3 separate regions of the Homo sapiens genome follow, and all the other regions are linked to region 3. Evidence: chromatin contacts called from ENCODE Hi-C or POLR2A ChIA-PET data. All regions are on one chromosome and are shown on one strand. The core of a region is the stretch at or near the end of the contact, and the rest is flanking DNA. Distances in the headings are between cores, read along the strand shown.

Region 1 (3,076 bases), core at 196-2,695, 570 kb before region 3:
GTGGACAGAGCTTGGGTGAACAGCCCATGGTAATCACATGTGTGTGTGTAAGGAACTAAGGAAGGGGGAAAAAGAGAGGTAAATCATTGGCCAGGGGGCAGGGGCTGTGGATGTGGGCAATGATGGACACTTCCAAATCCAAATCTAGCCATTGAGATCACTATGAAGTTTTTTTGTTGTTTTGTTTTGTTTTGTTTTGTTTTTGAGGAGATGCTAAAATAGTACAGAAAGCTCTTGCATATCCTTTACCCAGATTTCCCTAATTTTAACATCTTAAACAGTCATGGTGCCATTATAGAAATAAATGAACACTAGTATGATACTATTAAATAAATGATAGATTGAAAATTAGTAGCTAATGCCTAAGCCAGAAAGGCCCTCATCTTGAAGGGGATGACTTCCACAGCTAGAACTGGGGTCCTGGAGTTTGGGATTTCTAGGCACACAGAACTGACTCTTGTCAGTAAACCTATGATCATGGGAAGCCAGAAGCCCCTCCCCACCAGAGGGGTCCTTAGAGGTCCACTTAGTGGCGTTACATTAGCCCAGTAACATCCCGATATTCTCTTCAGCTCCCTGATTCCACCACGTGCGATTTGATGACAGAGAAAATAGCGTTCTCCAGGGCTTAGATACATTTCATGAGAAGCCCATGGGGTCTAAGAATCAAGAAACTTTGACTATTAGATTGTATTAGATTTTAGAATGGATTAGATTACACAATACAGGTGATTGAAGAAGCCAAGTGATGTATCCACATGTACACACATGCAAGTTCTCATCTTTTTCTTCTTAATTCCCCTGTCTCTTTGCCTTGCTTGCCACCTGCTCAAGAGTGAAGAGCGTTAGACAGCAGTGAGGAGGTCCTGGTCCTCTGTTCTGAGCTCAGTGACCTTGGGCATGCCGTCTGGTCTCGGGCAAATAACTTCACCCTTTGGCCTCCTACCTGACACCTGAGAGGAGACTGACCCAACACTCTTTAAGATTTCTTTCACCTCTGACTTTTTTTTTGTATTTTCCCTTCTCTATTTGTGATTTTTATTCTACTCACCCTTCTCATTCTCACGTTCTTCTCATTTTTCTCTCGCCTTTCCACTGTTATTTTTCTGCTTTTCTTGAACTTTCTCCTGTTTCTCCACCATTGCTCCTCTCACCCCATTCCTCTCTTCCTCCACCTCTTTTTAACTCCCACCTTCCTCTTTTCCCACTTTACATTTCTTTCTCTTCCTTATCCCTCCCCACATTTCTCGTCCCTCCATTTCAGTATAATCTTTCTTATATACAAGGCCTTTATGGCCCACCAAATTCTTGTGACAATTATTTCCAATGAGAGAGGAAAAAAAGAGGGAATTAAATCATAGTATTGGCAGCTGGCATTTTGCTTCCGTCACAGAAAAATGTCCCCGGCTTCCTTGAATATTGAAACACTGATGAAGAACAGATTTTCTCTGGCAGTGCAAATTCCCCTCTGTCCAAGTTTGGCAGAGGGACTGCCTTGCTTGATGTTATTATAGGCGTTTCAATTCATTCCTTGCTTAGTAGAGTTGGAACACATTTCAGCCAACCCCTGTATTGATGTAAAACTGTTTTTATTTGCAATGTGAGTGTATTAAAAATATATATACATTTCCACTGATTTCTGGCACTGGAGCAGCTGGGATCTGATGACTTCCAGCAGGAAGGCCTGGGTTTTCCACCCTACCTCCAAGGGGAGAGTGCTGGAATTTAGAAGCTCCCTTTGTCCCCACCTTCTTGTTAGACTTCACTGACTTTAATAAACATTTTCTTTTCTTTGGATTCCTCAGTGACATAGAATCAGATGGATGTCAATTGTCTGGGGTTTTCCAGAGGTCATCCTCTCTAGCCCCACATTGACAAGGGGTCTGAATTGGGCAGGGTCTGAGTGAGCTGTTAGGGATGATGCAAAGAAAAGGGGAGAAGTCAAACATGAAAAAATGTACAGATACCGAGATGTAGTGATTTCACTGTAATTCTGTTCATGTACAGGAGGACACAAGAGTGAATGGGTGATGAGTGAGGAGATACAGAGACCGGCTGGCAAGCTGGGTAGAAGAAGCTATGAAGGAGGCAGAGGTAGTTTGCTTGATGGGAGTGCTGGAATGTTTGGGAAGGCCAGAAGCAATGGCTAATGTCAGAGAGCTGCTCTTTTTTGGCAAGAACTGTATCCCTTCTGACAGGGTAGATTCATTCTTTTGTTGTCAAGTACTTCCTTCTCTAAACCTCCCCATCAGGCACACCTGGATGCAAGCTCTTTGGGTCAGAGCCACAGCTATCATGTTCATAGAATTCCAGAGTTGGCAGAGACCTTAGAAACCACCTAGTCCAAGGGTTTTAACCTGGAGCTCCTGAGAATTCTAAGAATGCCCTGAAATGAATAATGAAATTGCCTAGGTGCCCATCTTCCCAGGGCATGAAGGGAAGGCATAGCTTTCCTACAGGTCATTCCTGGAGGACACTGGGATTAAAAAAGGCTTCAAACCATTGGAATAATTCAGTCCCCACATTGAATATCTGGGGGAACTGAGGACTAGCAAGGTGATGTGGCTGCACTGAGGCCTTGTAGAGGGTTATTGTAATGCTTTCCATTTACAGATGATGAAACGGGTCTGGGGAATTTCAGTGACTCAGAAAGTTAGCAGAAGAGCTGGGCTAAAGCTGGTGTCCCAGCCCTCAGTCCAGGGGCCTCTTTCCTACATCACCATCTTTCCTCCTAGGCTACTGCTGCCTCCTTAGGTCTCCTCGTTTATATCAGGCAACAGCAATGGCTGCCTGTACCAGACTTCCACTACCCACTTCTGGGAGCTGACAATCCTAGAAAGGTGTTTGAGTGGTGCTGGCTTTCATGAGACAGGTGCTCGTGGTGATCTTGTTTATTACAGTCAGCATTCTAATCTGCAATGTAGTGGCTCAAATGTCTTCAGTTTAGGGGACCAATGAATGAAAACTTTAAGACTGAGGTTGATAGTACGTGATGCAGCCCCCATCTACCTGCACTTCCTATACCTATAACTCATGCTCCGAAATGAATGCAGATTCAGTCAAGTGAGGAGTGGAC
Region 2 (3,083 bases), core at 34-2,533, 520 kb before region 3:
GGTGACATCCACCTAGCTTTTTGTGCTACTTCCTCCATCACTGCCCCCAAGTCCACAAAGCTACTGATTGTACTTTTACCCTCAGAAAAGACACATATTGGAGGAAAGGGGCTTTAACCTTCTCCCCAAGCCCCTACACAGAGCCTGCTTTTGAATGGTAAAGTTGGAGAAGGGAGTTTTTCATCTGTTTCCTGGTATGAGACCCATTGGATTGAACGCTGGGCAGGGCAAGAGTGAGAGTGAGCAGGGAAGGGCAGACAGACCTGTCTCATGTCTGGATATGCACCCCAATCCACAGTGGAGCTAGGAATGGGCAAAGTTATCTCTACCTCGCACAGCTCCCCGAGGCCACTAGCTAAGAGAGCACGTGTGAAGTGAGCTCCCTGCAGCTCCACCTGGGCCTTCCCCCTGGGGCCTGTGTCTATCTGTGACTCTAGGGTGGGCTGGTGTGGTTGAATGCTGCACTGGTTGGGGCTGGCGGTGAATTTGGAGGGCTATGAGCCTGTGGACCTTCTCAGAGGACAAAAATGAGGCCTGGAGAGTCCCACAGGGAGCTGGTGGCAGAGCCTGAGCACCTGTGTGCCCTGTGACTTCATGCTCCTTCTATCATGAGAGGCTGGCAAGATGTCCCTGCTGTTCCCTGGGCTGTGTGAACAGGATCCTAAAACATCTGACTGCAAAGGACACCCCTAATTCTCTGGCCCTTCTCCCATTGTGCAGGTGAGGAAATTGAGATTCAGAGAAACAAAATGCTTGGAAAGATGAAGTGACTTGCTCCACATACACATGGTGTTAAGGGTAGGCTCAGGTCACCTGCTCCAACCTCCCTGTCATCCCAAACTGGTAAGACAGCTTTCCTTAGAGCCCCATGGCACCAGACTCATGTAAGGCTAAAAACAACCAAACCAAATTTTCCACCGTACTTTTCCGTTTTCTCAAAGTATTTTCACAGTGCGATCTCATTTCCTCCTCACCTCAGTCCTCCCAGCAAGCAAAAGCTCCTAACAACAGGGCTTAAAGGTTTCCGTTTTGTAAGACACCACCCACGCACAGGCTGTGAGGGCCGCTCTGTGCCAGGCACTGGGTATGTTTGCACACCTGGTGAGCAGGAGGGTCACCTCCTCAGTGGCTCAGGGCGTCATGCAGACAGCTTGGTCACTTGTCTGTCATCCATGTCACTCAGCAAGTCACTGGCAGTCTTCAATCCTTGTCCCTGATGACTGGCTGCCTGGTCTCAGAGCAGGTGGGGCCCCCTGAGTGACGTTGTAAATGAGTGAGACTTCCCACAGGCCCAGAGAGAGGCATTTTCTGCAGCGTCAGGAGGTTTCTGCCACCAGGCAGTTGTCAGCCTTTTAGAATGTGTGCTGTGACCTTTGGCAGATGTCGAGCTGGGTGGGATGGAGCAGGCAGGTGAAGCCATCACCTGCACTGTGCGTGTTGTCACCTTGTATGATTGATTATAAAGGAGCGACCAGGACACCAGGTTGCCACATTCTCCCTCTTGTCCCTCCTTAGTGTCCAAGAGTTGAAGAGTCTCAGGGCTGGGAGGGCTCTGGGCAGAGGCAGGGCCAATGCATCTCCTCCCCCTCATGGTCCTGGCACAGTGTCTGTACAGCCAGGGCTCTAACAATGCCACATGTTGAGGCCCAGCCTCTTCCTGCAGGCAGCACCTGCAGCCTCTTCCTGCAGCCCACAGTCTGCCCTCTCCAGGGCTACATTCACCACCTGCTGTCCTCCTGAGCCTATGCATCCCCTGCCCAGGTGTGCATGCAGGACCTTGTGTAAATCATCTCGGATACAGGGAGATCCAGCCCACACTCCAGGAAGGCAGTGCCCACCTTCCCCTGCACCTGCTCCATCACCTCTCCCACACTCACTGTCCAGAAACTCCCTGTTGCTGCCTGAATCCCACTGGCTGAAGGCGAGTATTTCTTTGTCCTCTAGCCCCCCTTCCTCACCACTTAGATAAGCAGCAGCATGTGGCTCCAGAGCAGAGTGGGCGAGACCCTGGACCTGGCCGTAGTTCTCATGCTGCCTGTCTTCGCTCATTCTTCCTTAAGGACGGTCACCTTCGTTTCCACCTACAAAGCTCTTTGCCAGCCACAGCTCACTTGGGGTTTTATCTGTGAAGAATGTTGAGATGGGATTTATACAGTGGGGAGGAACAATCCAGTAAAGAACAGATACTCACAGAGGTTAAGGGACTGAGCCCATGTCACAAAGCTAGTGGGAAGCAGGGTGGGGTCCTGGTCATTTAACTCCCACTAGGGGCACTTGCCCTCTTGTGTCTTTTCTCGCTGCCCCATGCAGCCTTCCTCCTTCCCCTTGGATTCTTGTCTAGTCCTCCACCTTCATGGCTGCCTTTAGTTTCCACCCACGTCCCTTCCCTTCCTGAATCCCACCTCCCTAAGCACTATTGACAGAGTGGTCCACTTCAGCCATCGAGGGACGCACATGTGTGTGCACACATACACACACACACACACACACACACACACACACACAGACTGAGCACACAAAAAGCAAACAACACCCTGAGGAAGAGAGGGACAAGAGAAAAACACATAAGTAGAGAGACACAGGCAGATGGAGACTGGAAGAGAGATAGGTGCGCATAGTGGAAGAGATGTTAGTTACCTAAACTCTGCTTTGATACTTATTGGCTGAGCCACTTGGGAGAGTCACTTAACCTCTCTGGGCCTCATTTTCCCGTCTGGAAAATAGGCATTGTTTACTTAGTAAATATTCATTAAGTGTCATTTTTTAGGTGCCTAGGCTGTATCAGTGAACAAAATAGTTAAAAAAAAATCTTGCCTTTCTGTGGGTGAGGTGGAAATAAAAGTAAATGCACTAAGTAAAGGATTTTGTATGTTAGAAGATAGATGCTATAGAGTGTTAGTTTGGGTTGACCATAGGATTACATATGTCAGGAAAGAACATTCAAAGAGTTCTTTAAAGGACATGCCTGTGGGAGGTAGAAAGGGAGGCTGCCAGAAAAGGCTCCAGGGAGCCCCCAGTCCACCATGCAAATGTGACCTTGAGTGAGGAGAGAGAGAGAAGGTTGGGTGGAGGAGCCCTGGCTT
Region 3 (3,161 bases), core at 444-2,943:
TGCAATACATTATTATTCACTCTAGTCCCCACACTGTACATTAGCTCTCCAGAATTTACACATCCTGCGTAAGTGAAACTTTGTATTCTTTCACCAACCTCTACCCAATTCCCCTATGCCTCCACCCCTGGTAACCACCATTCTACTCTCTGCTTCTATAAATTTAACTCTTTTAGATTCCACATATAAGTCAGATCATGTAGTGTTTTTCTTTCTGTCCATGGCTTATTTTACTTGGCATAATGTCCTCCAGGTTGTCACTAATGGTAGGATTTCCTTCCTTTTTAAGGCTGAATAATTTTCCTATATATATGAATAAAGACATTGTGGCATATATATACCACAATTTATTGTATTTGTCTACCAACAGACATAGGCTGTGTTCATAATTTGGCTATTGTAAATAACAATACAATGAACTTGGGAGGGCAGATATCTCCTTAAAAACTGATTTAATTTCCTTCAGATATATACCCAGAAATGAAATTGCTGGATCATATGGTAGCTCTATTTTTATGGAACCTCCATACTCTTTTCTATAATGGCTATATCAAGCTCCATTCCCACCAACCGTGTATAAGTATCCCCTTTTCTCCACATCCTCACCAACACTTGTTGTCTTTTGTCCTTCTGATGACAGCTATTCTAACAGGTGTGAGGTGATAGCTCATTGTGGTTTTGATTTGCATTTCCATGATGATTAGGGATGTTGAACATCTTTTCTATACCTATTGGCCATCTGTATGTCTTTTTTGGAAAAATATCTATGTCTTTGTAAGTACTTTTTTGCCTATTTTTTAAGCAGGTTATTTATTTCCTGTTGAATTGTATGAGTTTCTTATCTATTTTGGATATGAACTCTGTCAACCCTCCATATCCTTGGGTTCCAGATCTATGGTTTCAACCAACCTTGGAAAAAATATTCAGAAAAACAACATTGTTGCATCTGTAATGAACATGTACAGACTTTTTTCTTGTCATTATTCTCTAAATAATACAGTATAACAACAACTTATATAGCATTTACATTGTATTAGGTATTAAAAGTAATCTAGAGATGATTTAAAGCATACAGGAGGACATGTGTAAGTTAATGTAAATACTATTCCATTTTATATAAGGGACTTGAACATCTGCAAATTTTGGTATCCACAGGGGTCCTGGAATCAATTTTTGTGGATACTAAGGGATGACTATATATGGTTCTGTCTTCTTAGAAGGACATCAGTAATGTTGGATTAGGGCCCACCCTAATGATTTCATCTTTACTTGATTTTATTTGCAAAGACCCTATTTTCAAATAATGTCACATTCACAGGTACCGGGGATTAGGACTTGAACATATTTTTAGGAGACAACACAATTCAGCCCCTAACAGCTACCCGCTTCCCCTTCATCACTTGCAAACTCACATGCAAGCAAGCACACAGCCACACAGCCACACAGCCACACAACCACACAGCCACACAACCACACAGCCACACAACCACACGGCCACACGGCCGCACAGCCGCACAGCCGCACAGCCGCACAGCCGCACGGCCGCACGGCCACACAGTCGCACAGCGGCACGGCCACACGGCCACACGGCCACACAGCCACACAGCCACACAGCCACACAGCCACACATGGCCAAGCCTTGCCTGCTGCAGAGGCAGTGCTGAGAGATAGGCTTGGCCATTAGCCTGCAAGCAGCTTCTGGCTCTGGGCTGATTAGCCATCTGACTGTGAGCAGGCCACATACTAATCCCATTTCTGAACAAACAAGGACACTGAGGCTTTTGAGAGTTTATCTAGCTGACCAAACACACAAGGAAGTTATGAGGATGGAATAAAGTACACTTGTGAAAATAAGCTGTAAAACCTGGGAAGCTGTACAAATGTGATGGAAGTCCTCATTTTCCAGGTCACTGTGACCTTTATGATGAGATAAAATCTTATATTTAAGAAGGTAGAACCAGAAATGTTGATTTTTTTTCCCCAGTGACAGATCACTTCCTTCTTTTCCAGTTTCTTCCAGAATCCAGAACTCTTCCATAAAATCCCAAGCATGTTTTTCCTGGAGCCCTTGTTTCCTCAATCACTGTTCCCTCCTGGGATTCTGAGAATATCCCACCTTCATGCCTGATATGTATGTACAAGGAACTTAGAAGAGCTTTTGCTCCCATTTCTGAGGGATCCATCTAAGTCAGAAAGTGGTTGGACGTTAGCCGCAAAAAAGACCTGTCTATGGAGCTCAGTTCTGACCATTTAGGAAGTCTGGCCACTGGGGAAGGACCAGAGGCACTGCAGTCCTAGAACTTGAGGACAGTTCAGTGTTCAATGCTATGGAATGGAGATGTATCCCTTTTTCCATGCCCTCCTGCCATCCTCTGCTGCACTTGCCACCCTGAAACCAGAATGATTGTTCTCAAACCCAAACCTGATCATGTTTCTCCCCTGCTCAAAAGTCATCAGTGAGTCCCTATGACTTACAGGGTAAAACACACCACTCTTGTCATGACTTGTCAGCCCTTCATGGCTTCGCCTGTCTCCACCATCAAGCCACATCTCTCCCCATGGATTTTCAGTATATCTGTGAAGATCTATTCTCTGTTTTCTGGATATGCCAGCCTCTCACCATTCATTTCCGTTTTATATTCTAGTCTTTCAATTAGAAGGAAAACAAAACATAATCATGTCTGATATTTTACCCCCAGATGCGGATCATGGCCCCATGCAGCCCAGGGGATTTGTGAAACTAAAGGTAAATTTTTTCTTTTTGGTCATTTTCAATCCACTTTCCCATGTTCTGCCTCCATTAGAGCAGGTGTTCAACTCCATCAGCTTCTGGGGTTCCTTCTACATTTTTGCAGCTGTTGTTGTTGTTGTCAGATCATCCCTCAGATTAGAGTCCAGATCACATGGACCTGGGAGAATGGAAAGTGTGTACACCCTGTGTGAACACCCACACAATGACAATAAATCATAGTAAGCGACATCAGCATCCCTGGTCTAAATTTTTCCTATCTGTGGAGGAGGCTCGAATCCTTGCATTTCCTCCCTTCCATTCTCCCTTCCTTCTATCTCCTCCTGTCCCAGGCCCTCACCCTGTCAGAGCAGGGCTGTCACAGGGGAACGTGGCAGGCCTTTCTGGATGCTCCAACTTGGCCTCTCCTCTC

The links. Hi-C counts contacts between places; a loop is a spot of excess contacts on that map. ChIA-PET counts read pairs that join two places held with the same protein, here RNA polymerase II (POLR2A). Pooled maps may share reads with other maps.
Region 1: a pooled map shows a loop between it and region 3 (1.9-fold over the local background). The contact joins two enhancer-like sites. A Hi-C loop is called at or near these places in 2 of 50 pooled maps. POLR2A ChIA-PET finds 5 or more read pairs at or near these places in 2 of 52 experiments (BJ and HEK293).
Region 2: a pooled map shows a loop between it and region 3 (6-fold over the local background). The contact joins two enhancer-like sites. A Hi-C loop is called at or near these places in 2 of 168 maps with a recorded cell type or tissue (cardiac septum and gastrocnemius medialis) and 6 of 50 pooled maps. POLR2A ChIA-PET finds 5 or more read pairs at or near these places in 1 of 52 experiments (activated T-cell).

What each region holds. Positions count from the first base shown.
Region 1 is chr2:217,666,125-217,669,200 of GRCh38, reverse strand. The region is part of intron 2 of DIRC3 (disrupted in renal carcinoma 3); the gene reads left to right. Among named protein-coding and RNA genes, the nearest start is that of DIRC3, 120 kb to the left of the region's middle. RefSeq lists an enhancer at 2,702-2,751. Within about 2 kb of position 1,445, at least 5 of the 41 ENCODE cell types and tissues checked have a DNase peak (open chromatin) inside an H3K27ac peak, as active enhancers do.
Region 2 is chr2:217,608,696-217,611,778 of GRCh38, reverse strand. The region is part of intron 2 of DIRC3 (disrupted in renal carcinoma 3); the gene reads left to right. Among named protein-coding and RNA genes, the nearest start is that of DIRC3, 180 kb to the left of the region's middle. RefSeq lists an enhancer at 1,436-2,143. Within about 2 kb of position 1,283, at least 3 of the 41 ENCODE cell types and tissues checked have a DNase peak (open chromatin) inside an H3K27ac peak, as active enhancers do.
Region 3 is chr2:217,091,500-217,094,660 of GRCh38, reverse strand. No RefSeq gene overlaps it. Among named protein-coding and RNA genes, the nearest start is that of DIRC3-AS1, 190 kb to the left of the region's middle. Within about 2 kb of position 1,693, at least 2 of the 41 ENCODE cell types and tissues checked have a DNase peak (open chromatin) inside an H3K27ac peak, as active enhancers do.